Regions from separate parts of the Homo sapiens genome. Here regions 1, 2 and 4 are each linked to region 3. A link is a loop called in an ENCODE intact Hi-C map of the cell type or tissue named here. Cell type or tissue: natural killer cell. All regions are shown on one strand. Links, peaks and the distances in the headings refer to the core of each region. The heading gives the core; the rest is flanking DNA. Region 1 overlaps FLI1 (Fli-1 proto-oncogene, ETS transcription factor). Region 2 overlaps LOC124902787 (a long non-coding RNA gene). Region 3 holds the start of ETS1-AS1 (ETS1 antisense RNA 1). Region 4 has its middle 56 kb from the start of LINC02725.

The links. A loop is a pair of places that touch in the nucleus more often than their neighbours do. Peaks named below come from ENCODE experiments on the same cell type or tissue, not always from the same donor. Only the 100,000 strongest peaks of a DNase experiment are listed, where the experiment ranks them.
Region 1: it touches region 3 in a loop (2.7-fold over the local background); 11 of 110 quality-filtered maps call a loop at or near these places.
Region 2: a loop joins it to region 3, with 4 times the contacts of the local background. A loop is called at or near these places in 25 of 110 quality-filtered maps.
Region 4: a loop joins it to region 3, with 4 times the contacts of the local background. A loop is called at or near these places in 5 of 110 quality-filtered maps.

The regions. Positions count from the first base shown.
Region 1 is chr11:128,753,815-128,761,642 of GRCh38, reverse strand. It overlaps FLI1 (Fli-1 proto-oncogene, ETS transcription factor), which reads right to left. Exons shown (of 9, transcript NM_002017.5): 2 at 3,317-3,528. Among named protein-coding and RNA genes, the nearest start is that of SENCR, 62 kb to the right of the region's middle. RefSeq lists enhancers at 2,901-3,401, 3,402-3,902, 3,959-4,218 and a silencer at 5,845-5,964. In natural killer cell, for the core only: a CTCF peak has its summit at 4,190; a DNase peak (open chromatin) is centred at 4,222; H3K27ac peaks cover 890 bases.
Region 2 is chr11:128,298,219-128,306,046 of GRCh38, reverse strand. It overlaps LOC124902787 (a long non-coding RNA gene), which reads left to right. Exons shown (of 2, transcript XR_007062946.1): 2 at 1,572-3,720. Among named protein-coding and RNA genes, the nearest start is that of LINC02098, 93 kb to the right of the region's middle. RefSeq lists a silencer at 3,319-3,408. In natural killer cell, for the core only: a CTCF peak has its summit at 3,593; DNase peaks (open chromatin) are centred at 1,692, 3,386, 5,056, 6,526 and 1 weaker place; H3K4me3 peaks cover 823 bases; H3K27ac peaks cover 5,000 bases.
Region 3 is chr11:128,522,533-128,529,998 of GRCh38, reverse strand. The region is part of intron 3 of ETS1 (ETS proto-oncogene 1, transcription factor); the gene reads left to right. ETS1-AS1 (ETS1 antisense RNA 1) reads right to left here and starts at 3,857. Exons shown (of 4, transcript NR_120581.1): 1 at 3,684-3,857; 2 at 2,581-3,466; 3 at 914-988. RefSeq lists a silencer at 7,195-7,466 and cis regulatory regions at 7,279-7,466, 6,531-7,466. In natural killer cell, for the core only: no CTCF peak of the experiment used is centred there; DNase peaks (open chromatin) are centred at 2,568, 4,398, 5,038 and 6,788; H3K4me3 peaks cover 716 bases; H3K27ac peaks cover 4,108 bases.
Region 4 is chr11:128,035,622-128,043,449 of GRCh38, reverse strand. No RefSeq gene overlaps it. Among named protein-coding and RNA genes, the nearest start is that of LINC02725, 56 kb to the left of the region's middle. In natural killer cell, for the core only: a CTCF peak has its summit at 4,159; DNase peaks (open chromatin) are centred at 3,609 and 4,009; H3K4me3 peaks cover 407 bases; H3K27ac peaks cover 2,721 bases.

The DNA.
Region 1 (7,828 bases), core at 1,741-6,740, 230 kb before region 3:
GCAGCATACTTCCTTCCCACCAGAGACACAAATACCCATGGGTCTCCATTGAGCATGAAGATGGAACTCAGAAGCCCATGCATCAACTCAGGCTCAGCATTGAAGGGGCTGAGTCAGCAGACCTGGATCTGCGTCCTAACTTTAAACAAGCACCTTCTCTTTTGAGTCTGCTCAGCCATGTGTTCTCAGTTATTTATTTGACGACAATTTATTGAGCACCTACCGTTTCAGGCCCTGCCCACGTGTCAGTGAGGGAGGTGATAAGAACTAGGACAGACACTCTAAGCAGGGTAAAGAGTGAGGAGGCGCTGGTTTCGATCAGGTGGCCAGGGGAGGCCTCTGAAAAGGTGAGGTTCAGGTAGAGAAACCCAAAACTCGTGAGGGAGAGAGTCATATGACTAGATGGAGTAGGAATGTTCCAGAATGAAGGAGCTCAGGGGAAGAGATTCTGAGGCACGAGGGTGCCTGGGGGTCTAGGAGCAGCAGCTAGAGTCTTATGAGGCTGGCGCGGAGGGAAGAAGTGGGAGGGAGGGGGCAGTAGAGAGGATGTCAGAGGGATGGTGGGGCCACACTAAGGGCTTTGCATTTTGTCATAAGCCATTGAAGAGTTTTGAGCAAGAGGATTACAAACGAGGAAAGCATGGCTCTGGCTGCTTGCTGTCCGGAGAATAGACTTCAGGAAGGCAGGAGGAAGTGGGGAGAGCAGGATGCCCCCGCAGAAGCCTAGGAGAGGTGCTGCTGGCTTGCACCAGGCAGGGGCAGTGGAGGTAAGGAGTAGGCAGATTCAGGTTACAACAGGCCAGAGAATCTCCAACAAAGCTGGGTGCGGTGGCTCACGCCTGTAATCCCAGCACTTTGGGAGGCCGAGGCAGGCGGATCATGAGGTCAGGAGTTGAAGACCAGCCGGGCCAACATAGTAAAACCCCGTCTCTACTAAAAATACAAAAACTTGCCAGGTGTGGTGCCATGTGCTTGTAATCCCAGATACTCAGGAGGCTGAGGCAAGAGAATTGCTTGAACCTGGGAGGCAGAGGTTGTAGTGAGCCAAGACTGTACCACTGCACTCCAGCCTGGGCAACAGAGTGAGACTCCATCTCAAAAAAAAAAAAAAAAAAAAAAAAAGGAATCTCCACCAGTGGGATCTGGATCTTCAACAAGCATTGGGAGCTCCTTGGAGAAGGGCCCCATTTAGGAGGCATCGTAGAATAGGCCTCCTCACCAGGTGGGCGTTGGCAGGAATGAGGTGGTGGTGCAAAAGCATGACACACAAGCAGAGGGAGCAGAAAGGTGCCTAACAGATGGCACGTGGGGCTGGAACCAAACGCCTGGGTTCGGGCTCCAACTTTGCCTCCTTTAAATCCTTAGACAAAGCACTGTCCCCTGAAAGCCCTGCTTGCCTTCCTGTGTAACAGTGAAGTTACAGTAACTACTTCTTAGTATAGTGGTGAGGAACAAGTGGTAAGATAATATGGGAAAACGTTCAACACACCATGTCCTTCGACTGTTAGGAGCTCCGGCACCATCAGAATTACATCTGGAGAGAGATTCATCTGAGGGGCTGCAGGCTCAGAACCTCTGAGCCTTCCTGAAATCCTGGGATCTGGAAAGGTGGCTGAGATCCCAGTCACTGGTTTTGGTTAGTAGGGTTGAAATGTGGTAGGCCTGGCAGTTCCCACAGGCAGGTCTGAGGCCATGAGCTGCTCTGGAGGAGTTCTCCCTCCCAACCATGCTCATTCCCTTCTCTCTCTTCAATCTAGACTAGTTTCCTCGGTGACCTCATCCACTTTCACAGTTCAGACTCCTTAGAGATGATGCCCAAACGTAAATTCCAGGCCTGAAAGATTATCTGAGCTTCAGTTCCCAAAGCCTAGTAGACGTTTTTATCTGGATGTTCTACCCATTGCTCACAAGGAATCTCAAAGAGAACACTGACATCCCATCCTAAAGCATTTCCTGTGCCACCTTTCTGCGGCTGCTCACAGCACCAGCCTTTAAAATGTGCAGGCTTTAGTCGCCTTTGATTCTTTCCTGTCATGCACCCCCTTCATTCACACTTTACTCACCTAAGCCCTGTTAATCATCTCTTTGCTATCGCCCTTATGTATCTGTCCTTTTCACTTTCCAAAATCACTATCATCACTTAGTTCCGAACTTCATTATTTCCTATCTGGGATATTTTACTAACTTCTTCACTTGTCTTTCTGACTCTCCCATCCTACCGTCTGTGCGCAAGGACTGTCAGCTCGCTAGTCTTAAGTCACTGCTCTGATGAGGTTAAATGTCACGTCTGTGCTCAAAGTCAGCCTCTGGGTTAAATGTCACATCGGTGCTCAAAGTCAGCCTCTGGCTGTGGAATAAATGGCACATGTTTTCAGCCTGCCATTCAGGGCCCTCTGTTGCTTTTTATTTTCATCTCTTTGTGCCTTTGGCCCAGTAGATTATCTGATATTTTGTGAATAAGACTGATGTTCTCTGTCTTTCAAGTCTTTGCTCATAACAATCACTGTCACTATAGAGCACTTTCCTAACGCGTCTCAGGCACCATCCCAGGTCCTTTCCCTGAGGCATCAGAGTAACGCTAGAGTAAGGACCATAAGGAAGTGAATATCCCAGTCCTGTTTGAGAAGGGAGAAAGCTGGTGCTCTGAGGGGTTTCGATGACTTGCCCAAGGGGCAGAGGCAGGACGCAAAACTGAGGCCGCCTGTCCACTGTCCTCTTCCATGACCCTGTGATTTTCTCTCCCTGGACCCTCCTGTCTCCATTTCTACAAGCAAAGCCCGAACTGACCCAGTATTGTACCCACTTCATGCACGCCTTCCAGGTGCCTGCCCCCTCCCAGACACAGTGAGCCCCCACAGGAAGGTAGACACCTTCCTCATCCCTTCTCCACTCTTACTAAAGAATGGTTTGGTCACCTTTGCTCTGCTGAGACCTGCCCAGAGGGGTTAAGTATCTTCAACAGGACAGGGAAGAGTAGCTTATTGCTAAGCTGTCCCCAACAGGACTGGACCTGGGCCTGGGATTAACAAGAAATAAGTGTTCCACGAGTGTCTGCATAGGCGCTTGGGGCCTGACTCCTACCTGGCCTCTGAGGGCTTCGTGGGCCCCAGAGAGGCAGGGGGGCTTCCTAGCCCTACTCCACCCCATCATCAGTCTGTGGCCCTCTCTGCCTTAGCTCTCTAGGGACTGACACAGGCTTCCTGGCCCAGCTCTAGAGCCCCATCTGCTGCAAAAACCTTAAGTGCCAGAAGCCACTTGCTGCAGATCTGGCGACTTTGTGCCTTCCCCCAATCCTGCACAGGCCTGGTGAGCTTACCTGGATCCATTCATGTGGTCATACTCCCGCTTGACGTTGACCCTCACTGGCTGATTGATCCACTCCTGCTGTGGTGGGAGGGGGTTGATCTTGTGGGGCTGCCCGTAGTCAGGACTCCCCGAGGCAGTCATGTCGGCCTTGGGGAGATGGGCTGCCGCTCCGTACGCTGAGTCAAAGAGGGACTGGTCGTCGCTCACCACCGACAGAGCCTCCTGCAGGGCCAGAGAAGAGACAGAAAGCCCAGTGTCACTCTTCACCCAAGCAAGTGACACTCTTGCTTTGAGCTGGCAAGGTGGCCCAGGGCTGCCCCAGGACAGCTTGTCTGGAAGTTCCTGTTTGACTCACACTCCAGGGGGCAGGTTTGCCCTTATGCAAACCAGATGGGTGTTTGCAGGTTACCTGGGTGAGGAGGGACTTTGGGCAGTGGAGTGGGGATGGAGGAATCATGAAAGTGGGTTTGTTTATTGGTTCTGTAGTCTGGGACCCCCAAAAAGGAGGGTGGGGATAGGGAGGCCAAGAATAGTGGTGACTTGGCATGGAATATAGTATTGTGGTGGTGTGTGAATGCTAGATTTTTCCAGGCATAAGCAGAAATGCCTCTTACGAGCTGAGTGGAGTCATCAGCAATGAAGGGGAGATGAGATCCAGCATTTATTTTCCAGGCAAGGCCAGTGAGATCCACCCAGAGAGGCTAGGTGTGCTGCTCAAGGTCACACAAGGGAAGGGTGGTGCCCATGGCTGTGGCCAGGCCAATTTCAGTTTCCTTATTTGTAACAGGGATAAAAATAGTTTTAGCACAGAGTCGATAGGTGGATTAAATGAGAAGATCTGGTGTGGGGGTGTAGCTTGTAAGAAATGCTCAGTGGTTTGCTGAGGGCCCTCTAGGAGGTGCTGGTGCATCCTGTAGATCTCAATGTTGATGACTCAGCCAGCCAAAGGACGAAAGAGGAACCTCAGACACGTGAAGTGCCAGTCAGGGCAAGACCCTCCAAAAGAGGTTGTTGGGTCCTCCCACTCATATTATCCCATCACTGACTTGGGTGTGACTTTGGGAGATCATGGATTAAGAAAAGAAGCCTTGGCCAGGCATGGTGGCTCATGCCTGTAATCCCAGCATTTTGGGAGCCTGAGGTGGGAGAATCTATTGAGTCCAGGAGTTCTAAACTAGCCTGGGCAATGTGGCAAAACTGTGTTTCTACAAAAACAGAAAGAGAGAAAGAAAGAAAGAAAGAAAGAAAGAAAGAAAGAAAGAAAGAAAGAAAGAAAGAAAGAAAGAAAGAAAAAATTAGCTAGATATGGTGGCATGTGCCCAGCTACTTGGGAGGCTGAGGTGGGAGGATCACTTGAGCCCCGGAAGTAGAGGCTGCAGTGAGCCGTGATCGTGCCATTGCATTCAGCCTGGGCGACAGTCTCGAAACAACAACAACAACGACAACTAAAAAACTTTGCACATTCCGGAGATCTGCTACCAATCAAAACATGAGGGTAAGAGTCTCCCATTATTCCATGTCTCATCGAATCACAGGCATCCAAGGTCAGGGACCAGGGCATAGTGTTCACTACAGTCACATAATTACACCAAAGTAAGTCTTCAGAGAAGATGGTAGTCATCTATAATTGATCTATAATCTATATAATCAATAATTATATAATCTATAATTGTGATAATAGTTGTGATAATACATGCAAAGTACTTAGAAGTCTCTGGCACATAGTGAGTCACACTCAGAACATGTTAGGTATCATGATTATTAGCATTCAAACAAAGATTCTCTTAGGCCACCTGTTAGGGGCTGCCTTGTGTCCTCACAAAATTCATATGCTGAAGCCCTTACCCGCAGTACTCAGAATGTGATTGTATTTGGAGATAGGACCTTTAAGGAGGTAAGGTGAAATGAGGCTGATAGGGTGGGTTCTAATCCAATATGACTGGTGTTCTTATAAGAAGAGGGAATTTGGACACACAGAGAGCCCCCAGGGGAGTGTGTGCACAGAGGGGCTGCCATGTGAGGACACAGCAGTCATTGGCAAGCCAAGGAGAGAGGCCTCTGAGGAAAACCAACCCTGCTGGCACCCTGATCTTGGACTTCCAGTCTCCAGAACTCTGAGCAAATAAATTTCTTTTGCTTAAGCCACTCAGCCCTGGTATGTTGTTATGGAAACCCTAGCAAATGGATACACCACCTTTACTTGAAAATGTAGTGATAGGTGAACAGCACTTGTTAAAGCTGGGATTTGTCTACCTTCCTTGTGTAATTCACATTCCTGAATTGAATGTCTTCTTCAGAATGAATGCTCTTCATATGCCTGTAGAATTACAACCTGCTCCATGGGCTGTCTCTTGTCTCCCAGGGCCATTCTCCACCCCAGCGGACAGACAGCCATAATTCAAAAAGGGAGGCTCTTCTATGGCTGTTTTCAGCTGGGATCAGGGAAAAAATACTGGAATATACTCTAGGAGTCCTGCTTTTGCACCAGAAGGCTTTGGATGGTGTAGGTGCCTCCAGACATACATTCAAAGCAGAGTTGCCCACACAATATTAAAACACTTACATCCCCCAACCGAGGGGATCTCCCTAGCCCTAACATCTGCTGGGATCCTTCTTCATTTTCTACCAGATGCCCTTGAGTCATGCTCAGAGTAAAGCTGTGCTTGTCAGAACCATTTGTTTCTTGGTTATTATATCCACTCTTGATTTCAGCTAGAGTTCAGCTTTGGCTTCATATCCTAAATTTTGAACTGTTATCTGGGCTCAAGGAATTATGGTTCTGAGCTGAAAAGGGTGACATTGCAACCTTTCAGACAGCTGTCCCTGACTCCATGAAATTCCTTGAGCTCCGCACTGGAAGCAGAGGACACATTACCACCTATGACCCCTAAGTGTCTTTTGGTGATAAGAGTGAAGAACATGTACCACAGTCCTGCTACAAAAACAGATGACATTTCAGGAATCAGGTAGCATCTTCTGCTGTAGAGAATGGCTTACGTTCTTAGTTTATCATTCATGAACCTTGGAGTTTCCAGTAAAATAATTTCTTTCCCTTCCCTCTTCTAGGTTGGGGGAGAAGATGACAGAATATCAGAGGCAAAGAAGCCCGGGAGGCAGGGCTGGGCACAGTGATGCTCCATAGATGGGCAAAAAGTTCCTCCCATCATTATCCTAAGGAGGGTGGACCAGGCAACAGGGAACACAGGATTGTCCTGGCCAAGGGGACATGCAGACGGCAAAATCAAGACTCACAGCAAAGAGAATACACAGAGAACACAAAGCCAGCGGTTCTGGAGGCAGACCCAGGAGAGACTTCTTAAGGAAGTGAGTGGTACACAGCTAGAAAAAAACAAGTGATGAGATAGAGTGTAGGTGTAGAAAGGGCACAAAACCAGTTTGAACTCATTTTGGAATAGAAGTTTCCTTAAGAATGTAGTTCACAATCAAGGAAACTCCAATCAAGTGGCAACATTGTAGGAGGAGAGCGTCCCGGTTCACCGGGAATGCCTCACACTTCTGTCCAGTCTGGGCATTTCTCTCTGAGACTCTTCCCTCCCTGACGACCCACTGACATGCTCTTCCCTCATTCAGTACACCTTGTGCGCTCCCTGGCTGGATCCAGCTCCCTTGCAAGTTGTGAATACTGCTGTCATCCTGCCACAATCTGCTCAAAAACCTCAGAGAGCTCCCTAGAGATGGACCACAGCAAATCTCTTCTCAGCCACTTGTCTTCCAAAGGTCATCTTTGTCCCACCTGCCACACTTACATTGCACAACTTCCTCTTGCTGCAACTTGTGTCCAATTCTAACTATTCTCACTGCTCCACTAGACAAGCCCTACTCAGGTATGCTTCTGTGCCTTAATTTTGTGGTTCCTTTTGCTGCAAGTAACCTTTCTTTACTCTTTCACCCTGATGCACAATTATCTTTGCCATTGTGTAAGGTAAGTGAGATCTTCCTGAGAGCTTCCTGTTTCCATGAAACCTTTCTGATGATGACCTATGACTCCTTTGAGCTGTTAACAGCTCGTGAGAATACTGCTTTGGGTATGCATATGTGCACACACACACACACACACACACACACACACACACACACACATCCCCCTTCTATTTGCAATCATGGCTAGACAAAAAGCTTTTTTTCCATTACAATGTAGAGAAAAGAAGAGATAGATCATGGGGGCTGTGAAGAGAGAGAAGATGAAGGAGAAGAGTTCCCTGTCTGGCTCACTGGGCTGAATTTGAAAAGCCAATATGGGCAAGGGAAGGGAGGTGAGGGCCCCTAAGTGGAATAAAAGATTTGGGGAGATAAGGCCCCAGACAAGCTGATTTGAGACCCAAGTGAAAGAGCAGAGTTGGGGAGGAGAGCATTCTTGTGGCTTCTGCAAATAAACGGCACCCCTTTTTGCAGTTCAACAGCTTTAGGAGCACCCCAAGACCATGCCCTTGGCAAGTACACTGTCATTTTTATGATGCCACTGGTAGTAGGGAGCCCTCTCCAAATTGCTCTGGGAAGACCA
Region 2 (7,828 bases), core at 1,571-6,570, 220 kb after region 3:
TGAATAATAGAGTGTCAAAATGCATTAACTTAGTATTCAATTTAAGCCCAGTTGTCATAATTATATACTAGTAACATTGGAACTGTTCAAAAGATTGGGGGATGGGGGGCAGAGAAAGAGAGAGAGAGAGAGAGGGAGAGAGAGAAATGAAATTCACAGTATTTGCATGCCAAGACACTATTTTCTATTTTTGTTCATGATGGCCTGATTACCCCGCCTTTAGTTTTACCTTCCACTCCACAGGCTGGAAACTTGGGGTGAAAGTGTCAGTACAAAGGCATTGCCCCTTTTCCTGTGAGTGAACCACTCACATCAGGAAGTTGTAAAAGTGTAAAGAGTATGTCCTTCCCCCACAGCACTGAATCCATGCATAGGCCATGTGGACAGCTTTCTGTATGGCATGATTTTTCCAGAGTTTTTCAGCAAGGAATAATCTTTTTCACCAGCCTCCCATTATGTATGAAACCTCTGCAACTAAAATCACTCCTTTTCACATAAAGCTGTATCTTCAGAAATTTCCTTTTTATACACAAAGCAGATACCTGGAATGGATATCACAATTAATGTTAACAAAAATGGATGATTTGACGGGATTAGTCCCCATCACGAGAGAATTGTGCCCCAAGAAATGAACCACAGAAAGGTTCTTGATGATAAATCTGATGCCAGGAAAGATTCGGGCCTGAAATGCAGGTAGACGTGGGAGGTCCCAGTGTGAAACTCTGTTGTATGAAGTAGCTCAAAGTCTCAGGTGTCCATTTGGAAAAGAAGGGGTATAGTGGATGAGAAAGATACAGCTTTTTGGTTTTGTAATGATGTGGTTCCACTCACACCCAAAATGGGCTTTCAAGGTTAGGACATATTTTTCTTGGTATGTACAAGACATCACAAGGTATCTTGGTTTCTCTGTTTTCTTGTGAAGGTGTAACGCTCTCTTTCTTCAGGGTGTGTCTCGTTGCCACAGTTTAGAAGTGTAACATTTTGACTGCACCTTTGAAAACAGAGTGAACCTTTGTGGCTCCTTATCTTCTATGATTCTGTTTAAAGAAAACAAAACATATAGACAATGTTATGCACACAAGGCCTGAATCAAGCAACAACATACTTATTTGTAGAGATTATTAGTACAGTGTGGTCACACATTTTATTTTCCACAAGCACGTGAGAAGCTCTGCTAAGCCCATTCTGTGAAATGCTTTCTGTCTTCTGCTGGGGGAGTTTCCTTTTGCTGCCTGGTGTTCGAGGGACTCTCTATGAACATTTTCCCTCTAGAGCAAAAATAATTATGGGGTGTCAAATCCTAATCATTAATAAACACTAAGATTTAAAGCTTTGGGTTTGATAGAGAGAATCTCCTTTTCCTGTGAATTTCCAGGCTTATTACCTTAGTTGTTAGCCTTGCTTAATGAAACTCAATAGTTCCTGCTGCTTGCCTATTTGGTCATTTTATACCAACCTAGAGTTGAAAGTTTGAGAAAGACATAATTTTCCAGGTGTTCACTCATGTTCTGTTTTACTTACAAGTGCAGACCCAAAACAATGGTTCTAATCAATCATTTGTTTTTCTACAGAACCTATGGGAAGATCAAGAAATGTCACTTCTGAGAAAAAAAAAATGTCTAATGCAAGGAGTGAAGAGAGCTTTTTATATCTTACACTGACCACAACACACAGTTCAGAAAACTTAAATAACCCTAACTAAAATTTGAAAGGTGCTTCAAAGCATAGAAAGTACCTTGACATGTATTTTCTCATTGGATTCTTATAAACCTATAAAACGGTGCTTACTCCATTTCAGAAATGAGAAAATGGCGACCCAGAAAATAAAGCAGCATGCACAAGACTACATGCTACACAGGGGACTGATCTGACACCAAAACTTGACTGCAGATTGTCTGCTTTCAACTCTCACCAGCAAAACAGACAAAAGTGCTTTGGACATGCAAGTGTTTATTATGTTGCATTTTGGAACTCCAGACCTAAAACCAAACATAGACAAATATAAAACAAAACAAAAAAACACTAAAGATCAAACCCATTCTCAAACCCAAACACCCAGAAAATAAAAGGAAATTATTATTATTTTTTTCTCAGGGGAAGCAAGTGGTTGATTTCATGTGGGATTAACTCTCAACTCTGATGAACCTCATGGTCTCCTGGATCTTCCCAAACCAAGGCTCTGGGACAGCAATTAATCAGATGGAAAGTCTGGGGATTTATCTCTCCACCATCACTGCTTTCTGCTGAATGCTGACTTAAAGATGTGAATCCACTCAATTATCTCACAGTTAGGAAGAAGCGAATCTATAGTTCAACGACACAGAGATGAGAGCCCAGGACAATCCCTAAGAGTCTGACTGACAATTAATTAGATAGATAGCATCTTATACTTGGGAAAGACCTTAGAGGTCTCATCCAATCTCCCTCCTGCTATAAGAATCCTTCCCTAGCAAGCCTGACAAATCACCACCTGGTGTTGGCTCCTGAGATGGGAATTTTCATTGTCTCGAGGTACCCGTTCCACTGCTGTGAGATGTGCTCTTGTTGTTAGAATGGATTGCCTTCTTGGGATCAAATTATTTCCCCTTTTAAGCCGTCAGCCCACTTTTTTGGCCTGAAAGATTATGGTTATTTGTGCATTCACATGCTATTCTTTGAATATTTGAAGTCAGCTCTCTTGACTTCCTTAAACTATCTCTTCTCTATTCAAAATATACCCAGCTTCTCCAACTTTTTCTAAATTCATTGATTTTTAAGACTTTCTACAAATAGTTCCATTTTTGTACATTTTTTTTTTGGAGAAATGTTCATAGCTGAATAGGGTCTATTTTTCCTACTTAATCTGACCCATGTACTTTCAATACCTTTACTGGTCATTAGCTCTATACCAGTAAGGCCAAATATATGGTGGTGGGTGATAGTATCAGCTCCCTCAACTCTGCAACCCACTGGAGCTTACCAAATGAGAACTGGTTTTCTTCATGCAATTTACCTCAAAAGCCACACCATCAGCAAGAGGACCAGAACTAATTGTCAAAGTGCAAGCCACAACGAACACACAATTGTCACTTAAAACCAGTTTTTGCTTCAGTAAGCTTTTTTTTTCTATCTAGTATTTTATCTCTTAAAATAAAGAGAAAAAACAGGTAAGAAACTAGTTTACCAATAACTTTGACAAATAGCCCCTGAGGTAGAGGGAGTGACATTTGGAAAGTTGGTAAAAGCCACCAGAGTCAAAGCAACCTAAACAAAAAAAAAAAAGAAAAAAAAAAAAAAACTTGTGGCTATGCTACACTCAACCAGGCCACACCTGTTTTCAGAAACCACTGAGTGTTCTGCAGATACGCAGAGATGCCAGGTCTGACAGTCTCTAAGGCAACCAGATACCGATCATTGTCACACAGTAAGAAATAGGAAGAGACACTGGTAACAAACATTAAGCCTGGTTTTCTCATCTGCTCAACAGTGTAACGGTAGGTGGAGTCAGCTCTGCCTTGAGACTCTTCACTTGTCCAGTCTCAAACTCTAAACACCTACTGGAGTGCAGGGCATCCTGCAGCTGGATAAGTAACTGAAGATCTGAAGCCCACCTCTTAAGCGTAATCCCGCAATCGAATGTGGACTTTGAAATGGGCTTTTGAGGAGAAAAGGACAAGCTGCAGTTTCCCCCGTCTTCTAATTTCCTCATCTGCGAAATAAAACAGAGTGTTTATATGTCCAGAGAGTGGTGAGCCAGTGAACTGGGATGACACAAAGAGATAACTTATCTAATTTGGTTCCCAAACGGGTGGGTTGGATTTTAGTTAATAAGTCACCATCATAGGAAAATATAAGCAGGTCCCTGCTTTCTGAGCATTTATGTCTATTGAAGATGTACAGTATCATGCTTTCCCTTTCTGAGACATTTCCAATCTGTAATATGTCAATAAGAATAAAGCAAATGGGCATTTTGTAAGAAGTTGGCAGAGGTGCAGAATGCATTTAGGAATTGGAATGAGTGCTTGTCTACTGCTTTTCAAATCATTGCATTGGGATTACTTATGCCTGTGTTTTTCTTGCTCCCTAGACTGAGCTCCTTGACATCAGGGGCTCATTTTTGTTTATTGGTGTCGTTCCCACTCTTCCTGGTGTCATGTTTTGCACCTGTGGATAGTCAAGTAATAGTTGAATAGTTGTTCAGTTGAATCATTCTGTTGCTTTTAGGAGGTGCAGTTTGAAGACACTGCAGCTAGACTGAAATCACATAGCCCAGGAAATGGGAAAACATACCGTGAAGATGGGCTAATTAATGATTTATTGTACCTTGAAAAAATTTAAAAAAGTATAAATATTAATGAAAGTATTGGTTTTTAAAGCTTAATGATGATCAGCAGCAGAAGATAAAACTTAAATGATACAACTGGCCAGATGGCAACCATCTTTATTAAAAGGCCTGGTCAGAATAAGAATCATTACATAGAATTGAATATGGGACAGAATGTTGAGAATCAATTATAGTAGTAAATATAACCAGCTTTATAGCAACACCAAGAATTACAGTGAAGTGCAAGTACTGCGAAATAAAATTTAAAATATTGATTTTCAAGGATTTATTTTACATTTTATAGTCAAAATTTAATGCAAAACAAAAAAGAGCCTGAAAATCATACAGTCTTACAACCAAGAAAAAACTGTCTTGGTATGCTTTGTATGAATCTTTTGAGTTTGTCCTTCTCTACACGTATCACAACACATATCACACAAATATACACACATGTATTTTTGTTTTTATAAACTGGGCTAACATATTGTTGCTTTGCAAGTTGCTATTTCACTCAACAGTGCAGTATGGCCATGTTTCTATGTTATTTAACTATTCTCTATTTTTCACAGCTATATATTATTTTATTGTATTTATTTATATACATATTATGTATTAATGGACATTTAGGTTGACTCCAAGGTTTTTGTGTGCTGTTTTCTCACGTATGCTTGTTGTTAAGGCTTTTCATAATGTCTTTGGGGAAAGTTCATGGCAATTTTTTTCTGCTAGCAGTATACAGATGGGACTTTTATCTCCTTTTAATTTCAAAGGAAATGTGGCTACAGATGAAAAATGACATGACACACACCTTCCTAATAGTTTAAGAACACTTGCTCTTAAAAAAAATAAGAAAAATGTAGGGGAAGTGATCTACTCCTCAGAGCTGTCTATATTGATTAGATCTCCAAAGTTGACTAACACTACAACATTTTTTTTAAAAAACATACGATTTAGAATCAGGTTAGAATAATATTATCCTAGGATATATTTTACCTCATCAAGAGTTACATGAACTTTATCACTTAAGAGAAAGTAAGTTATCAAAAGTATGTATTTTTATTTTTTTAAAAAGAGACCACAGAAAAGCTGGGTGAAAACATCAAAATTGTGACTTCTTCTTTATAAGTGGACCCTCTAACTGGCATTTTACCTGCTGTTATCTTTCTCCAAATGCTTCCTAGAAGCATTTTGCTCAAGTTCCATACCTGGGAGGCTTCCAGCTACCATCACAAAATTGTTCTTTTCCTTCATTCCTATGAAAGCAAGAGGATGGTTCAGTGGGTACAAACACAAAATTAGTGAGGGCAAAGCTGCCTCATTTGGGTTATTTAGTTTTGAATACAAGAAAATAAAACACTTCTCCAAAGACCAAGATCATCTGTCTCTCATCCCCAACTAATCAACAGGGAAGAAAAGATGAGGCTTGGATGGTTCAAGACAACTTGTCAACACAACTAGAAAAATTACTTAGCATAGAAGCCTAACTTGCATTGGGTCAGTAGTGTCATCTTGATAGGCAAAACACAGCTGATTTCTCCACTCAACAGTTTTCCCATAGATCTTTCCACTAAAATCTTTTGAAATATGATAACCACACCATAAACTTATGGCTGGCAACCCTATTGGGACAGAAACTAAGTGCAATTCTTACTTTAAAATGTCTCCATTGGTAAAGGAAAACATTCTTGTTCTTATTCAATGAATGTTTCATTTCCTTAATTGGTGATATTAAGGTTGAAGTGAAATAACTCCAAACTCTTGTCCTTTTTTCATTCTTGGGTCCCTGAAAAGTGGTGGTGCTTATAGGTTAAGATCTGACTGTCCAGGCCTGAGTGCTGGTTCTTCTGATAACTAGCTTTGGCAAGTCTTTCACCTCTCTCTGTGCTTCAGTTTCCTCATTTGTCAAAGGTGGATAATGATGGCACTTACTACCAAAAACTGTTGTGAGGGTTAAATCGGTGAATCCATTTAAGGGGTTAGAATAGGGCCTGCCATGCACTCCCTGCACACTAAATGGTAGCTGCTATTGTCACAGTTACTCCTCATCACCGATCAGTGTTTGGACAGAGGGCCTGGTTCTGGCTTTGTGAAGAATTGTCAGGACAGATTTGGTGCTGTCTCACTACAGCACATGTGAGTGTGAGTCTAAGGAGATTTACTGAAAGCTGTAATTCTAAACCCTGAAGGGCCCTGAGGCCTTAGCAAAGACTGTGGGAAATTTGTAGAGGACACCAGAGAGTCATTGCTTTCACTTACACGATTATTGCTTCACCGGTCTTTTCCCACCCATCAGTGCAAAACAAATCCACAGCATAATAAGAAACATGCATGGAGGTTGGGTCAAGAAGGCAGAGAAGAGCAGAAATCAGCCACAGACCGGTCCTGCTGTTCAGCCTATCCTGTTAATAACCTGCGTTGCCACCCCCTCTTTCCTTCTGGGACTAAATGAGCCACAAGCATGTGAATACACAAGCACACATGATTCTCACAGCCACTTAAAGGAGTGCCTGTTTCTGACCAGGCTGAGCTGTTTCCTTGGGTCAGACAGGGTGATTTTCTTGACTGCAGGCTCTGGACTAAGCATGAGGCACACGTCTTCAGAACAGGGACTGGACCATGATGTTGCCTGGAACGTGGACACCTCCCTGCCCTTCTCTCAGTTTTCACTAGTACATTTAAGCCGGGGAATGAGGCAGAACAGTTGGTTAACCTAGTCATCTACCCACCTAGATATGTATAATTCCCTTCTCAGCCCACATGCCATGTACTACGCTAACCAGCCATTCCCCAGTGGCCATTCCAAATATATTTAAGAACATATTGTTTCTAGATTTATGGTCACTGTAGTAAATCAACTGGAAAGAATCTTATTACCTTAGAAAACACAGCTGGGAATTCACATCTCTTTCCTTAAGCATTTGTCAGGCACTGTCTCTTCTCACCTACGTCTAACTTGCACCCTGATAGTAAATGAAACAAATTAACACTCTGTTAATTTGCCAGAGTGGTCAGGGAGATGATGGGGTGCTTGCGAGAGGCCCTCACTTCCAGAAGGAAAACATGCACTAGCCCACACCCTCAAATCTAATTGAGAGTTCCCCATAGTAAGCCTGACCACCCAGGAGAGCTCCTCTTCCTGGGGCCAAATTCCAGTTTCTAATTCACAAATAAGCAGAGTCTCCTTAATCATTGCACTCAGAGAGCACAGGTCTTGGGTCTGAGCTCCAGTTCTACACCAACTAAACCCTGCACTTAGATAAATCGCCTCTTGGAGGTCATTTCAGTTTTAAATTGTGGGTGGTCATAGTACCCATCTCCTATAATGACATCATGAATGCAAATGCATATTACAGACAGGAAGTGTAAAACAAATATGAAAAGTTCTTGTTGATACTTTTCATTAGAACATATAGATGCAAAAGACTAAGGCGTAGAATGGAACACTCTTATCTATTCATAGCTAGTGCTGAAGATGATGCCAGATAATACATAAACAGGCTAGGAGCACTGGATTGCACTAAACAT
Region 3 (7,466 bases), core at 2,467-7,466:
TTCCTGCATATTTATGAAACTCAGATTCTGTGCACCCTTTTCAGGAGAGTACATACCAGAAAAGAGGTTTAAAGCAGCATGGGAACTTAAAAAGTGCTATGCATTTTACTTCCTCTGTTGGTAGAGTTAGCATTGGTGAAGCTAGGATTCATATTAATTCATTATGACACTATAATGCTGCTCATTGAAGGATGCCTAAGGTAAGATAGGCATAGATTCTTGAGTAAAATGTTTGTGGATGACTGCAGTGACATACTCAAAGAATGTTATATTTACTGGCTAAGCAGGCTGTTCTTAGTGTGACACATCAATGTTTTCTTGGGGCTCTTATACGGAACTGGTTCTGGAAGAAGTGATGTAAAATAATGTGTGTTCATGATTCCCCCTCAGAACTCAGGAGAAATCATGAGCCCTCACCAAATCCAATATTTCCTTGGTTTTTAGGCTTTAAGATCAGCTGCCTTTTCTGTTCCAACATCTTGATTACCCATTAGTAGATACAAACAACAAAGTGCAGAGAGCAATACTCTACTTCGACAAAAGTGGTTAGGGCTGCTTTCTATATTTCTGTGCCACCTGCTAGATTGTAGCAGCTCCATTTGATCCTCCCTGTCCTTTTCATTCCCATCTTCACTCTCAGCCCATCCCCATGTCCCCCCATTTCTACTTCCAACCCATACCCTTCCTCAATATAGAATCACCTGTATAGCCAGAAGATATATTTCAAAATACAGTGCTTCTGGAGTCCTGACAGATTAAACTTGAGAAGGTGAAAGGGATTTGTAGTAAGCACCCTGGCTCACCATAAAGCATGTAACAGTCTATTCTTTCTCATAAAGATGGAGGAAATTGAGTTCATTTCATGTATTTCCCTTATCTTACAAATAATGTATATAGCAGTTGTACATCTTACCTTTGTGGAAGCCAGTGAAATAAAAGATTCAACTCGAAGTTCGGAAATTCCTGAAGACTGCTTCTGAGCAGCCATCTGAGAATATGAATAGCGTGATGTATAAAACGTCCAGGCTGACAATCAAACAACTGATTTACTTCGTGGTGAGCCAAATGTCATTTTTTACATGAAGTCTCAGAATAAAAAATTAGATAAAAAGTAAAATGAATATTGTGATCTTAGCAACATTCTCCTTTAAGGGGATGGGAGGAATGGGAGGAACAGAATAAAACTTTACGAAGACCTTTTTAGTTAGAAATGAGTCAGTTGGTTGGATCTTTAATCTTAAACTTTGGGCAAATTTGAGTCTCACTTCAGACCGAACTAGGCAAAACAAAACTGGTATCTGAGCTTCATTTTTCTGTAAAAATGTTACGGGGATGTTAGGAAGTTAACTGTTCATTAATTAAATAATGAACATAATTTATGGGGCTCTTACTACCTTGAGCTAAACACCATGGAGTGTAATAATGACTGAACCTCAGTTGCTGCCTTTAAAGAGTGTAGGAGACTGACACGCATATTCAAATATGTACTAGGAGTGTGCTCTTGAGCTGAGCAGAAAAGTGGCAACTTGCAGGGGTGGGGTGACAGCTTCTGTGAGGGAAATTCTTTGTGTACTGCAAATGTCCATGTGAGGAAAAGACTGAGAAACACACTCTATATTCTGCCTAGATTGTCAGCTTGACCTTCCCTTGTGTCTTCTGTGACCTCCTGAGATCCTTTCACCTCCATTCTATCCTGGATCCTTTGCATCTCTTCCAGCATGAGGACCTCCCATTGATCTGTTTTCTGTAGTTCCATGACTGTTGGCCATGCAAGACAATTAATTAAAGTATGGGATACTTTACTAGGTCTTAACTGCATTTTGAAATCTTGGGGACTGAAGTCCCAGAACGACAAGAACATAAAATCACTGTGACTCTACCTCCTCATCTCCTCCCCTTCTCTGTCCTCGACTTACACTTCCATTGTTCTCAGAGGACTTCCCTTCCACTACTTCCTCCTGTACCACCGTCCCTTTTCCTTTCAGGGCTATTTCTCCTTTTTGTGCTCCACTTATCTCTGCTTCTTGATCTCTGGGGTGGTAAATGTTAGTCTTTTGGGGCAATTGATTTGGCATTTTAAATGAAAGTAGTGGGGAGAGGGGAAAAGATTCCACAGTGAAATTGTCTTAATGTAAGATTCAAACCACAACTGCAGAGAACATCTGTTTTGAAGTTTGATGTTGTCTTTGTAACCCAAGAGAAAAGCAGAGTAAGATCAGAGGAAGGCCTTAGCCTTCCACCAGGATGAAACCACCTGCAGCCTTGGACAGTGGGTGAAATCCTGTAGCCCTGGGATGCAGAGCTTCTAGGAGACTGGCTGTCCTCTTCTCTCATATTATTAAAGGATGTTGGTTCTCTTGCCATCTGTGCTATTGCCATTATCCCTCTACCTCCTCAAGAGTCCAATTCAGGACAATTTAAATTGGAATCCCAATTACATGATCCCCAAAGGCTCACAGAGTAGCCTGCATTCTGCATTTGCAGCAATTCCAGGCAACATGCTCAGCCTGCTTCAGGGAAGCACACAACACTGAGTGTGGATGAGACCTCAGAACCCTCTAACCTTGGGCAGCTCCTTACCTCTTCCTGTCTGAGCCATGTTTGATTTGCTGCAAGAGGAATACGTGTCTAAACTGCTGGATTTTAAAATGTCGCTTGGTCTGTGGATTAGGCCAATCCACCCCACATTGTTGGGGCTGCAGATGCAGTTGAATGGTTCATAATTATAGTCTAAAGAAACTGCAGACAGCAATAGAGCCAACCCAGGCCCTTTCTCTCCTGACAGCCCATGCCAAGCTGTCTCCCACAGGGAACCATAGTGTGGTTATCCTGCAATGTATTTGCCCAAAGACAATACATCCAGTGTAGAGAAGTTGGATTTCTAGAAATTGAGTCTGCTCATCTATCTACTCCCATGTCCATTGTATCCTGTCTTGTGTCTCAAGGGTGTCTGGTACTTCTCCTGCCAAAGTGAAATGCAAAGTAAATGCAAGGAGATGCCAGGGAGAGAACTGCTATCAGGGCATCTGGTTCTAGTACTGACACTGACTTTTTTAGATTGTGTGGCCCTGGAAATAATAATTTCCTCACTCACACTCATTTTTCACCTCTGGTAAATAGGAGTGCTGGACTTGGAGAGCACTGATAAACTCCCATTGAGCTCTAACATGTGACAAATCCAAGACCTAAGGTTTTGTCTCCAAAGAGGCACTACAAATGTGATCTTCTTTCAGAATTTAAACTGTCACTTTTCTGTGACTCAAAACAAATATAAATCTAGTTCTCTTCTCCAATCAGGTAGTTCTCGAATTTCTCAAGTGAGGCTGATGCTGGGCAGGTTGCCAGTTTAAGAACTGAGGAAGGGTCTTGAAGAGATTTTTAAATGAAATGTGGTGATAGTTGTTCTATCTCTCGCTGGAGATCGTTCAGGAAAATTGAGCATCCAAGCTATTCTGCAAAGAGATGGCTGTAGACAGACATTTAATGTGATTTCCCACATATTCTACCGTATACTAGATCTTAATAACAATAATCAAATACTAATTCTCACCTAGACACTGTGCTAAATTCTTTGCATACATTATCTCATTTAATCATTCAAATAGCCTTAAAAGGTGTGTGCTGCTATTATCCCTAGTTGAAACATGGAGGAACTGAGGTTCGGGATTGTTTAAATGACTTACCTGTGGCAATTCAGCTGGCTAGTTGGTAGAGTAAGAATTTGAACCTGAGTCTTATTCCAAAGCCCACACTACTATCCTCTTTGTTTTCTTATATTGAGCTTTCCAGGGCAAACAGGCTCCCAAGTCCTCCCCTCTCCCCCAACCCCACCCCACCCTCCCTTCTTCCCTCCTGACTGCAGCTCCTCCTACCCTCATTGTTTATTGTGCCTTCTAAACAATAGCCAATGAGTCTGTGTTCCATTCTAGGGAGAGCTAGGGCTGATTTTATTCCCTGAAACAGAGATGAGGTTGTGACACAAAAAGGTTAAGTGGCTTTGGTGAGGTCACAGAGCCAGCCTGCAGTCAGCAACAGTACCATCTGAGTCCCCTGGCTTGGGTCCCTTAACTGACCCTAAGGCTTTTTGGCATCCAAGTTTAATTAAGAGAGTTATTTTAATTTTCCTTCCTATCTCTAATTTTCCATTTTATTGCTGCTTGATAATGTAGATATTGAAGTGCCAGGCATTTTTCTTCCCTAGTGTGACTTTTAATGACTAAACTTCTCACATAGAAACCACTTGCCTTAGAAGTAAGCTTTCAAAGCTTGTTTCTGTGTATGACAGAGACTGTTGCCTTTTCTCAGAGAAAAATGAGACCACAAATGCAGCTCAGACAGGTTGTTGTTAATTGAGGGCTTTTTTTTTTTTTTTTTTTTTTCTAAATCTTACATTTATACCAGTAAATCAACATCTGTGAGTCATAAACTGGTTCTGGATCAGCCGTTAGTGGTCTGAATGTTTTTGTACCTACCTTCAGTAAAGCATATTTTAGCTCAAAACTCAGAGATTCTTTGTTTTGTTGAAGTTCAAGACTCAGGAGTAGATAACATGCTAGGACACTTCTGGAGAGGGAAAGTCTGTCTTCCATGATTGTTCAACATTAAGTGTATATTTATATTTCTTTTTTATTGAAGTTGGGGTGGAGTTGAGGGAGGAGTATAAATAAAAAAGAAAGTATGCTTTTTACATACTCCATGTGCTTGAGGAATTCCTGTATGAAGGTGACTATTTTCTTAATATTATTGTCTAGCTCCACTCTTCTGTTCCCCAACTCCTGCGGACTTTTCTTGGCCCTTATTGACTTCACGTTCCTAGTGTAAGGCAATTCAGCACTTGGTAGGATATAATTAGCCGAAGTCTAAGGAATGCTTAAAAATACAATTCTGTTTTTTCCCAAATGCAGGAGGAACAGACTGCTGCAGTACAAGCACAAGCACAGAAGTATTTATTTGATTGATTTTTTTTTTTCCTGAGTGCCTTAAAAACCAGATATGGTATTGAAGTATCTTGCCCAAGTGGATGAAAGGCAACGCTTGGCTGCTGTTGTTTGGCTGGTGGGGACACTGAGGCATACATGTAACCGAGTGGACGTGAGTGCTGGGGATAGAGGTTCTGCTCTACTATGAAGGGAAAAGGGCACAGCCTCTGACACTTTTTAGTTCATCTTCACAAGCCAGAGCATATCAAACTCACTTAATCATTGAATTAGGAAGCCCATAGTGACCAAAAAGTTGATAGTTCATCATTCAACACATATTTATTGAGCTCTGTAATGTCTTAGGCACTAGGCTAGGCATCAATGTTTTAGCGTATGATAACATAGAAATATCATTTAAAGTCCATATGAACATTTAGAAAAATCTACTTGTGTCCTAAAGAGAATGAATAAAAATTTCATTTATCAACATTGATTAGATTAATGAAACATGACCCTGGCAGACCTGATCAGATTATTATATCTTAAATATGTAAAAAATATTTTAACATGACCTTATTAGTGCTCTTCATCCAAATCCAGGGTTCGATGCATAACTTCTGATGGCATAAATATTCATAATTAATATCATCTGGAGGTAACTTTCCTGGCAGCCTGTGGTGGCGCCTGGCTATCTCTCCAAACTGCTGCTTTACGCAACCCTATTCCTTGATTTGGACATTCACTCATTTTGTTTCTGTGCTTCAGGACTGGATTAGGAAACGGATGATTGACTATCTGAGTTGTCACTATGGAAGAATTAGAAAGAATAATTTTCCTCATTGCTAGAGTGGAAAGTGTTTACAGTTTAATCATGGTGGGCTTTTTTAGTATCTAATTTGGGTGGATGTTAGCAGCAGTGTTTAGGCTAGTCTGGGGAAGAAAGTTGAGGAGCAAACTGGGGAAGAGAGAAAGGAGTTGCTCTGAGGAATCTGCATTTGAAAATAGAGAAGTACTCACACTTGGATTAAAAAATGCCAACATTTTCTCAATACAACATCAACAAAACAAAATTCCCCAAAGCAACTCTAGATTTGTTCACTTCTTCTCCTGATGAATTCATAGTGAGTAAGGCAGAATTGATTCAAGAACCTTTTTTTTTTTGTGGTTCATTTGGACGTGTAAATGTACAATTCATTCATCAGCTGTTTCTCTAGGCTTTTCCCAGGACCAGAAGGGTCTGTTCTTGTCATCTGGAGGCCAGCATTGTTTTCTCATACCTTGTGGAAACACAGCTGGATTGCAACAGTCTTTGTTCTTTCAAAAATTAGGACTATCACATACAAATATTTTCCTCTGGTCACTAAGGAGGGATTTAATCTGGAGTTTAGACCAGGAGCCACAGATTTTTCTGTTCCTGGCTTCCTCCCCGATTTGCTGTGGGAAATCTGCAAATTACTAAGGCTTCAAGGGCACAAAACTGGGATTAGATGAAGGTAAGCCTGTGTGTCAAAACTTACCAGAGGCAGAGGTTACAGTTACAGTCAAATGCTGGGAGTTCAAATGTGCTTAGAAATCAGGAAACATTAAAAATAGCTTTCTCTGAGATTGCTCAGGAAGATTTATGTTTAATCTTTCTGTTAATCAAAGATGGAGCTCAGTGCCTGGTTCTAGCTATGTATTTAGATATATACATGTACTGGTTGATTTGTTAATTAGGACAAACTATCTCTATTACAACCAATGTATTAGTGGCAAACCATGAATTATTCGGGTTCATTTTGTTTTATCTCTAGTGTTGGGGGTTCCCAAATGGAACAGAAACTGTGCATTGTGATTCTGTCATGGCTGCCAATGATGTACTCCAGAAATTCAAAACCACAGAGCCTCTGCATCACTTTTTTGGTGGCGGTCGTGGGAGGGTTGTTAGTTTTATCTAAAAGAGGAGAGTCTGTGAAAGGAAAGACAAAGCTTTGGCCAATGGTGACATAATTAGAGGAACAGAATAATTAGAAATAAATCATAACTTCCCCTTCAACCCAACCACTGCTGGAGGTAAATTGGAAGCTTACGGAAGCTCATGGCTGGGTTCTAGTTTGGGGTCCCGTTCTGGACTCCCCTGCCAACGCAGGAGCATTACATGGGTGGGCTCTGAAAAACTGAAGCCTCCTTCAGAAACACACGCCCTGACTCAAGATCCGGCTGGAGTCCAATACTCCTAAAGCCCTTTGAGGACACGGGCTCACGAATCCCCTGCGCCTGCCTGCACGCTCGCCTTCATCCACATGCCTCACGTCCTGTGTGTCAGTCTTTGTGAATGAATGATGTACACGCACTTGGAAAACTATGCTGCTACTGGGAGGGGGCGAGAGCGGGTGACCAAGCCCTCAAGAATGCGTGGAGAATCAGACGGACTTTCCCGAAACGGTGGAGGCGGCCTGTGCACCCAGCCTGCACACCCGCTCCCGGCCCTTCCCGCCCCTGCCTGGGCTCCGAGGCCCGGGGCTCCACGCACTGCTCCTCCGCGGTCGCGGCCCGGCCCCGCGCTCG
Region 4 (7,828 bases), core at 1,946-6,945, 490 kb after region 3:
TAACTATGTTAGGAAGCTGGGAGTAGGTGAATCTGGGATGGTAGTGGGTGTAGAAAAGCTAATCCTCATCTCCAATTGTAGGTTATAAGTATATAATGTGTAAAACTTAGATAGATTGATATACACACACATAGAGACACATGAAATATATACATATATATATATGTCTGTGTGTGTGTATGTGTGTGTGTGTATCCATTCTCTTAGATGGGTGAGATCCAATTTGATCTTCCTATTTGTGGTTTCATTGACATTCCTTCCTTTTGCTAGGCATATATATATATACACACACACATACACACACATATACATATACGTAAATATAACAGATATATATATATAAGTCTAGCAAAATAAACATACTATTTAGACATATGAAAGCTAAGATCATGTGAAATAACCAGAAAAATTAAGAAGAGTTACCTGTGGAATAAAATGCCTGAGGAATGGGATGGGGTGGAACAGGATACTCTTTCACTTTAAGACTTTTAGAATTATTTGACTTTAGAAATCATTTACAGTTGTTACTGATATAACATTAAAACTATTTAGAAATTAAAAATTAAAAAACATTTTTACTATGTCTTTCCCTATTTATCAAGGGGGAGTTTGGAGCAGGAACAGAACTTGGGGGAAAAGAGAGAGCTGTTGTTTCCTTTGAGCATAAAAGTAGCCCTTGAATATCTTTGCATGAGGTATTAGGGCAGGAGTGGACAGAAGCAGGCAGGAATGTGACCTATGGATTTGAAACATTAGTTCTCAGTCCTCAGATCATGAGCCATGAAGAGAAGGTCACCAAAGGTTGTAACTATTTTTTTTTCTTTGTTGCCTGCTTCCATCAGTGCAAGCCCAGGTCCTGGCTCATTCTGCTCTACCCCCGCTGTGGAAATGGGGAGGACTGCCTGCCTTTCTGTCCATCCCACCCTGGCTCCCCTCACCAAAAGTGGTGGGGGTGTGGGGTTGCTGGTCGGGCTGGACTGTGAGCACTGACAGGGCCCATTAATCATGCATGTGGCAGGCATGCTATCTCTTTCATCTCCCCTGGGCTTGATTATTTAGGGCAGCCGTGGTGTCCTCTCACTCTCTCTCTAACCATATGCAAATATTTACTCCACTGATTTGTGTGCCACATCCTTTGGTTTCTTTCCTGATCATGAAGCTGATCATAGGAGTGAGATCTAAAGTTTAGGTGTGGGCTTTGGAGTGGGTGGATGCCAGCCTTAGCCCAATTTGGACATTAGCTCAAGCCAAGATATGCCAAGCCAGCTATTTCAGAGAGCCCTGTTTTTAGGCTTGGGTCTTCACCTAGCTTGCAATAAAATGCTACTTTATTTGTTAATTGTCTACTGATCCTTTCACAGGGATCATTTGGGAATCCTATTGGGGGCTGGGAAGGTAGATGGTTTGGAGGGCAAGATTCTGGTATTCCTGGGTCCCGGCTTCTCATCACCATTTAAAAAAAGAGACCCACTTTCACATTTACCTTCACTTCTAATAGACATCATGAAGAATAAATAATCATACTTACTTCATGGAAAGACTTTTTTATGTACAAATGTAAAGACCCAAGAACACATTGTTTATAGTCTTGTTTTCTCACAAATCCTTATACAACAGACCTTGATTATTCATGAGAGACCTAGGGATATTCATAAAGTCCTCTCCAGTCTAGAAGTCTAGATTGCCTATTGGAATTTCCATTCTTTCATGTGCTTTTATAATAATAATTATTATCATTTTATTTCTATTGAAGAATCAGAAACAAAACATTCCACATTGTGTACGTATATCCAAATATCACATTGTACTCTATAAATGTATATATTTATGTTTTGTCAATCAAAAATAATATTAACAATACATTAAAAAATAATTTTAAAAGAAACAAAAGGTCGTGCAAACAAAAGCCAAAATAATAATATGTCTTACAGTAAGTAAAGAATTAATAAATGTTGGGAAAAAACCAACATTCTGGTTATGGGCATTGATCTAATAAGTGTAGTTCCCCCCACCGAGCAATTTCATTATAAAAATGAAGATCATATTCTCTCTACTCAAATTAGAGGATTTCTAATTTTATGCAACTGATTCATCACTTAAATTCAGTAGATGAAACTCTAGCCACAAGACTTATTTCATGTAGGCTCTCACTAAATCACTGTACAATCAATGTATGGATTTGTGTAGGGGTTGGATAGAAGTATTTATCTTTATTTCCCTAATTGTCAGAAAATCAAATTTTGTCATTTAAACATTAATTTCCTCAGTCATTGCATCATGAGAAACTAGGAATCTGAAATTTGTCTCTCACTAACCTAACAGTTTTATTTGAAAAGTAGGTCCAACCCAAAGTCATCCCTCTTGAGAACAGACAACATGAGGTGGGCTTGCTGGGAACGTGTCTAACTACGGACCCTGAATTTCTTGGCCATGGAGTATATATAAGTTGAGTGATTTTTCTCTTGGAAGCTCCTGTTACTTATCCAGCTTCATGTTTTAAGCCTAAGCATTTTGCTGCAAGGAAGTCATTCAAATGTGTTGAAATATTAGTCTCCCACTGAAGAATTTTAAAACAACATGTTATTTCAACACTCTCTGCTTCAATAATCAGTTGTTTCCAGGCTCCCTGAGCCTCAAATCATATCACAGCTAAATCTTTCTTCTGCACATTATCTGAATATTTACCTTCCTGTCCATGTGGAAAGTAAAGACTGATTTCGATCTGGCTGTGAGAGAAGCCAGGTTGATGCTGGCATGGGAACATCTGTTAGATGGCTGAGCTCCAGCTCGGTCGTCCTATTTGTGGTTTTATTACTTTTGTCTCTTTCTTTCCTTGTACTGTTAATATTTTAGAAAAAAAAGATTGACATTTATTAAAATGAAAGTCTACATGGAAGTGCTAATTAAACTGAATGACATAAAAATCTCAACTGTCATCCAAAACATGTTCATCAAATGACACACAAATGATCACCAAGAGTCAGAATGTATTCTTCAAAACCTCTGGAATTGATTACTTTTGCTCATCGACTTCTTATAATAAGTGTCGCTTTGTTTTGTGCTTTACCTTTATTTTAATAATGAAATTAAGTAAGTTAAACATATATCAATTAAGCATGGAAAATGTCACTCATGTTAAAAAGGCACTCAAAAATCAGTCACTATTCCAGACACTGTGGAAGTGATACAAATAGATGAATGGTAATGCCTCTCCTACTAGGTCTACCAGGGAAAACTGGCATATACATTACTAATTCATGAAAGATCGTAATAAATAATATAAAATACATAAAATGCTATGCAAATATGGAGGGCGAAGGGATGGCTTCAACAATTTCTAATATATGTGTGAAAAGGATAATAAAGTATTACATAAAAATTACCCCATAAAATCCTCACGCATTTCCCCAACTTGTTCTTACAAAGACCATCCATTTTTGACCCGTGTTAAGCCCATCCCTACCCTCTGTCACAATTCACACTCCACAAAAGCTCTACAAATTACTGCCCACACATTGAAATTGGTTTCATATGCCTTCTGTCCCCAGCTGCCTGCACCCTGGCGATGACTGCCTTGCAACACAGTCATGAAGGGCGTCGCCTGTGTGGTTAGCAGAGTGTAGGTTAGGCCAGGAAGTCTTGTGTGAAAGAGTAGCTGTTGGTGGTTTGGCTTAGAGAGCAGGAGTCTTGCCAAGGATGGCTTTGCTGCTAGCTTTAGAAATGATGGATGGTGGCCACAAGGCTGTTTCTTCCTCAGGACTCAGAAAAAGTTTATGAAAAATGACACGATTGTACACAGATGATCTTGGCGAGCCACTCCAAGCTTACACACAGAGCCTATACTCTCCCTTGGTCAGAGGATATTTAACACGGGTGGTATTGCCTGGGGATTTTGAAGCTCTATATGCACTTGGAATTGGCTATAAAGGGTATCCCTGAGCAGAACAGTCAGAGATATTGAAAGTCCTCTACACACAAGCCACATACACTACACCTTCTTATACACCACATATATACACCACACACAGGTCATATACACCACACTTTCCACTGTATACCACGGATGTGGCCTTGGTATTTGTTTATTCATTGTTTTGTATTTTACAGTCCTTGCTCACCCTAGGGGTCAACATGAGGAAGGACAATAATTTGAGTTAAATTCCCAGAATACCTTTGACATTTCCTTTGCTTATTTCTTTAATGCTAACCCTCTGTAAGAGTGGAGTAATATCTTACCACATGACCATGAAAGTTTTGTGTAATAAAAGGAAGTGAACCAAGATGAATAAGATAAGATGCAGAACAAAATTTCCATGACATTTTACGCTGTTCATACAATAAAAAAATAAATAGAGAGACACATAGCTGACTTTGCATTAAGAATTAGGAAAAGCAGGGCACTTAGGATAAGAAGGTACATTCGTGACCTCTTGGACCAATGTCGGTCCAGTGCGTTGACATTTCTGGAACAGCATCTGGACATCAGGCATTTAACCAGATCATTGGGATTTAAAGACATGTAAGACGTGGTTACTGAATCCAAGGAGCTCACTGATCGAGAGAGGACACAGGCCAGCAATCTCTCACAGTGCCCTGTGGTAAGGGCTGAGACAGCCACCATACTCAGTTGCGCTGGGAACACAGAAGCAGCTCTCGGGGCAGACCCATAGGGAAGATGGAATAGGCTAAGGGAAGAGAAAATATTTGAGGTGGGTATTTAAAGATGAGCACAACAATCTCCTTAATCTATACATGGGAAAAATAGTGAGGCCCGGAACGATGTAGAAACGTTACCTGCGGGCCCAAAGATAACAAGCCAGTGTCCCTCTCTGACTTGGAAGAAGGAGGAGGGAAGAATCAGAGGGTAAAGAGCTGGGCAGCTGGACTGGTATGTGAATATCCGAGGCAGCCAGACACGCTGCATCGTGGGAGGGAAGAGTTCAATGCTTTCTGACAACAACATCAGTGGACATCTCAGGAATCCAAGAGAAACGGGGATGCCACCAGGTGGCAAAGGGGTGTGTGAGGACGCTTCCAGATCAGCTCTGCAGGAGAATATACATTTATTTTACTCCTTTTATTTGTAAGAAAATGTATTGAATTGTTAAGCATATTTTGTCCTGGTTTTAGCCGTTAAAAAATTCCAGTCAGTAAAATAACATCTGAGGATGCACAGAATGAGAGGGGCATTCGGGATCTTTCCTTCCACAGAGCCCCTCTGCTGGCTCGCCACCCCGTGAACCTCATTCAGCTCAGGCTGCTATTCAGAGAGAGCCCGCGGTCCCCGCCCCTATGCAAGAGCTTAGGGGGGGAGTTAAGACCGCTGCACAAATATATGAAATAAAAGGGCTATGGCAAATGAGTCATTTAAAGTATAAGGAATTGGGCTGGGCACTGTGCCTCACTCCTGTAATCCCAGCACTTTGGGAGGCCGAAGCGGGTGGATCACTTGAGGTCAGGAGCTCCCAGGCTGGCCAACATAGTAAAACCCCCTCTCTGCTAAAAATACAAAAAAATTAGCTGGGTGTGGTGGCCTGCACCTGTGATTCCAGCTACTCGGGGGGCTGAGGCAAAAGAATTGCTTTAACCCGAGATGGAGGCTGCAGTGAGCCGAGATTGTGCCACCGTACCCCAGCATGGGCGACAGAGCGAGACTCCGTCCCAAAAAGGAAGAAAAGAAGGAAGGAAGGAAGGAAGAAAAGAAGGAAGGAAGGAAGGAAGGAAGGAAGGAAGGAAGGAAGGAAGGAAGGAAGGAAGGAAGGAAGGAAAGAAGGAAGGGGAATTGGAATTTTTTTCCTCCTGGAAATGCTTTCCTCTCATGGTGTCTATTGGATTCCTTCTCTCGTTTGTCTTAGTTCATTCCTGGCTGTTCTTTGTTCCTGACTTCTCTTCTTTTGCGTGCAACCGAGACATTCTTTGGAGTTCCACGCTTGACTTTTCCTCTACCTGCAGGTCCCCCAGCTTCACTGGCAATGCTTACTGGAGCCTTCCAGAACTCATTCCCACACCCAGGGCCCCTTAGCTCGAGGTGTGCCATCTGCACCCTGGAGGCTTCTCAAACTTATTACACCTGAGAACACACTCGGTAGCTTCTTCCTATTTCTTCTGACAAATGATGTTGCTGTCACACCTGGGCCAGAAATCTGGACACCAGCCCTGCCTTCACCCCATGCTAACCCTGCATATGCCCTGGCCAGCATCAGGCTGTTGATTCTGCATTCGTATCTTCTCTATGTCACAGACCAGAGTCATTGGCTACAAGGTACAGAAACTTTCTCAAGGCAGATGAGGTAAGGGGAGCTTGTTGTAAAACCATGGCAGACAATTCCATGGGCACCCAAGGGAATGACAGACTCAGCAAGCCATAATGAGGGCTGTGACTGGAACTGGAAATTCAAGAGCCAAGGATGTTCTCTCTATCACTCAAGAGCCCCAGAATCTCTTTCTTTGCTCCTGATTCCTTTCTATTTCAAGAGAAATCATGTCCTGTCTGAAGCTGTCTCTGAGTCCAGGGATCCACGGATATGGAGCACTGGACACGTGAGCCTGTGGCTCAGCCTGCTCCTGACTTGCCTCAGGGCCTATCAGGTTACACTCTCATCCTACTCCTGCATGTCTGCCTTGCCCACCACATTCTCCAAAGACTGTGAGCTCTGTGAGGGCTGTGATTGTGTCTCACTCATCTTTGTATTCCCCAGAAGTCATCACATTCCCTGGCACATAGTGACATGCAATAATGCTTGCTGACTGGACATCTGTCTCTACACAGACAGTGCACACATTTGCCATAACCTCAGTACAGACCACGTCATCTCTGAATGACTGCGAGAGTCTCAAGTTCATCTCTGGTTTCTACTACTTGCCCCCTGTTTGGACTGACCTGTTTCCCTTTGTCCATGTGAGTGTATCCTCTGCAGAATGGCTGGAGTGACTATGGTGAAACTCAGGTCAGACAATGGCATGTCTCTGCTCAAAATCTTCCCGTGGCTTCCCATCTTGCACTGATGCCAAATTCTTACAGGTGTGAAAAGCACTGTAGGATCCGACCCTGCACTGCCTCCTGCAACTCCTCCTAACACTGCCCAGTCACTGGGCTCCAGCCACAGCAGCCCCTCACTGTCCCCCATCACAGCCTTCTAGGACGCACTTGACCCACCCTTTGCCTGGAAGCCTCAGGCAGAGATCTTCACGGCTGCTCTTTCACATCCTCTAGGTCTCCGGTCACATATCAGTTTATCACAAAGGTCTGCACCCCAAACCCTCTATATAAGGAAATACGCCCATTGAGGTACCTCTATGCCCCTTTTTTTGCTTTGATCTTTCATGTAGCATTTTCAAAATGAGCACCTATTATATCTTTTGTACTAATGTTATGCTGTGTGTCTCACATCTCTTGAATATCTGTTCCTTAAAGTGACAGACTTTTAAACTGTTCACCGATATATCTCAATACCTAAAATAGTGCTTGACACAGTTGATTCCGAAAAAATGTTTTTTGAAATGAGTGCATAAGTCATTGGAAAGATATTTATAATGCTGTTTTTATTTGCTTTTCTCCAGTTTTAACCTGCTCTGTGACTTTATGTTTCTGCTACCGTAAATCTATTATTTGTTGCCAAATCGGCCACACATCCTCTGGTTTTATTGTGTGGTGGTGGCAGGCGGGTGGGGGGGCAATCTTTGTTTTAAGGTTTAAATTAAAGTGTAGTGCACTTCTATCCCAAGGAGAAGAAAAAGATCATATAGAGATGAATGGAAATTAGAGGTATGAGTGGTATATTAGTCAGGGTTCTCTAGAGGGACAGAATTTACAGGATAGATGTATACA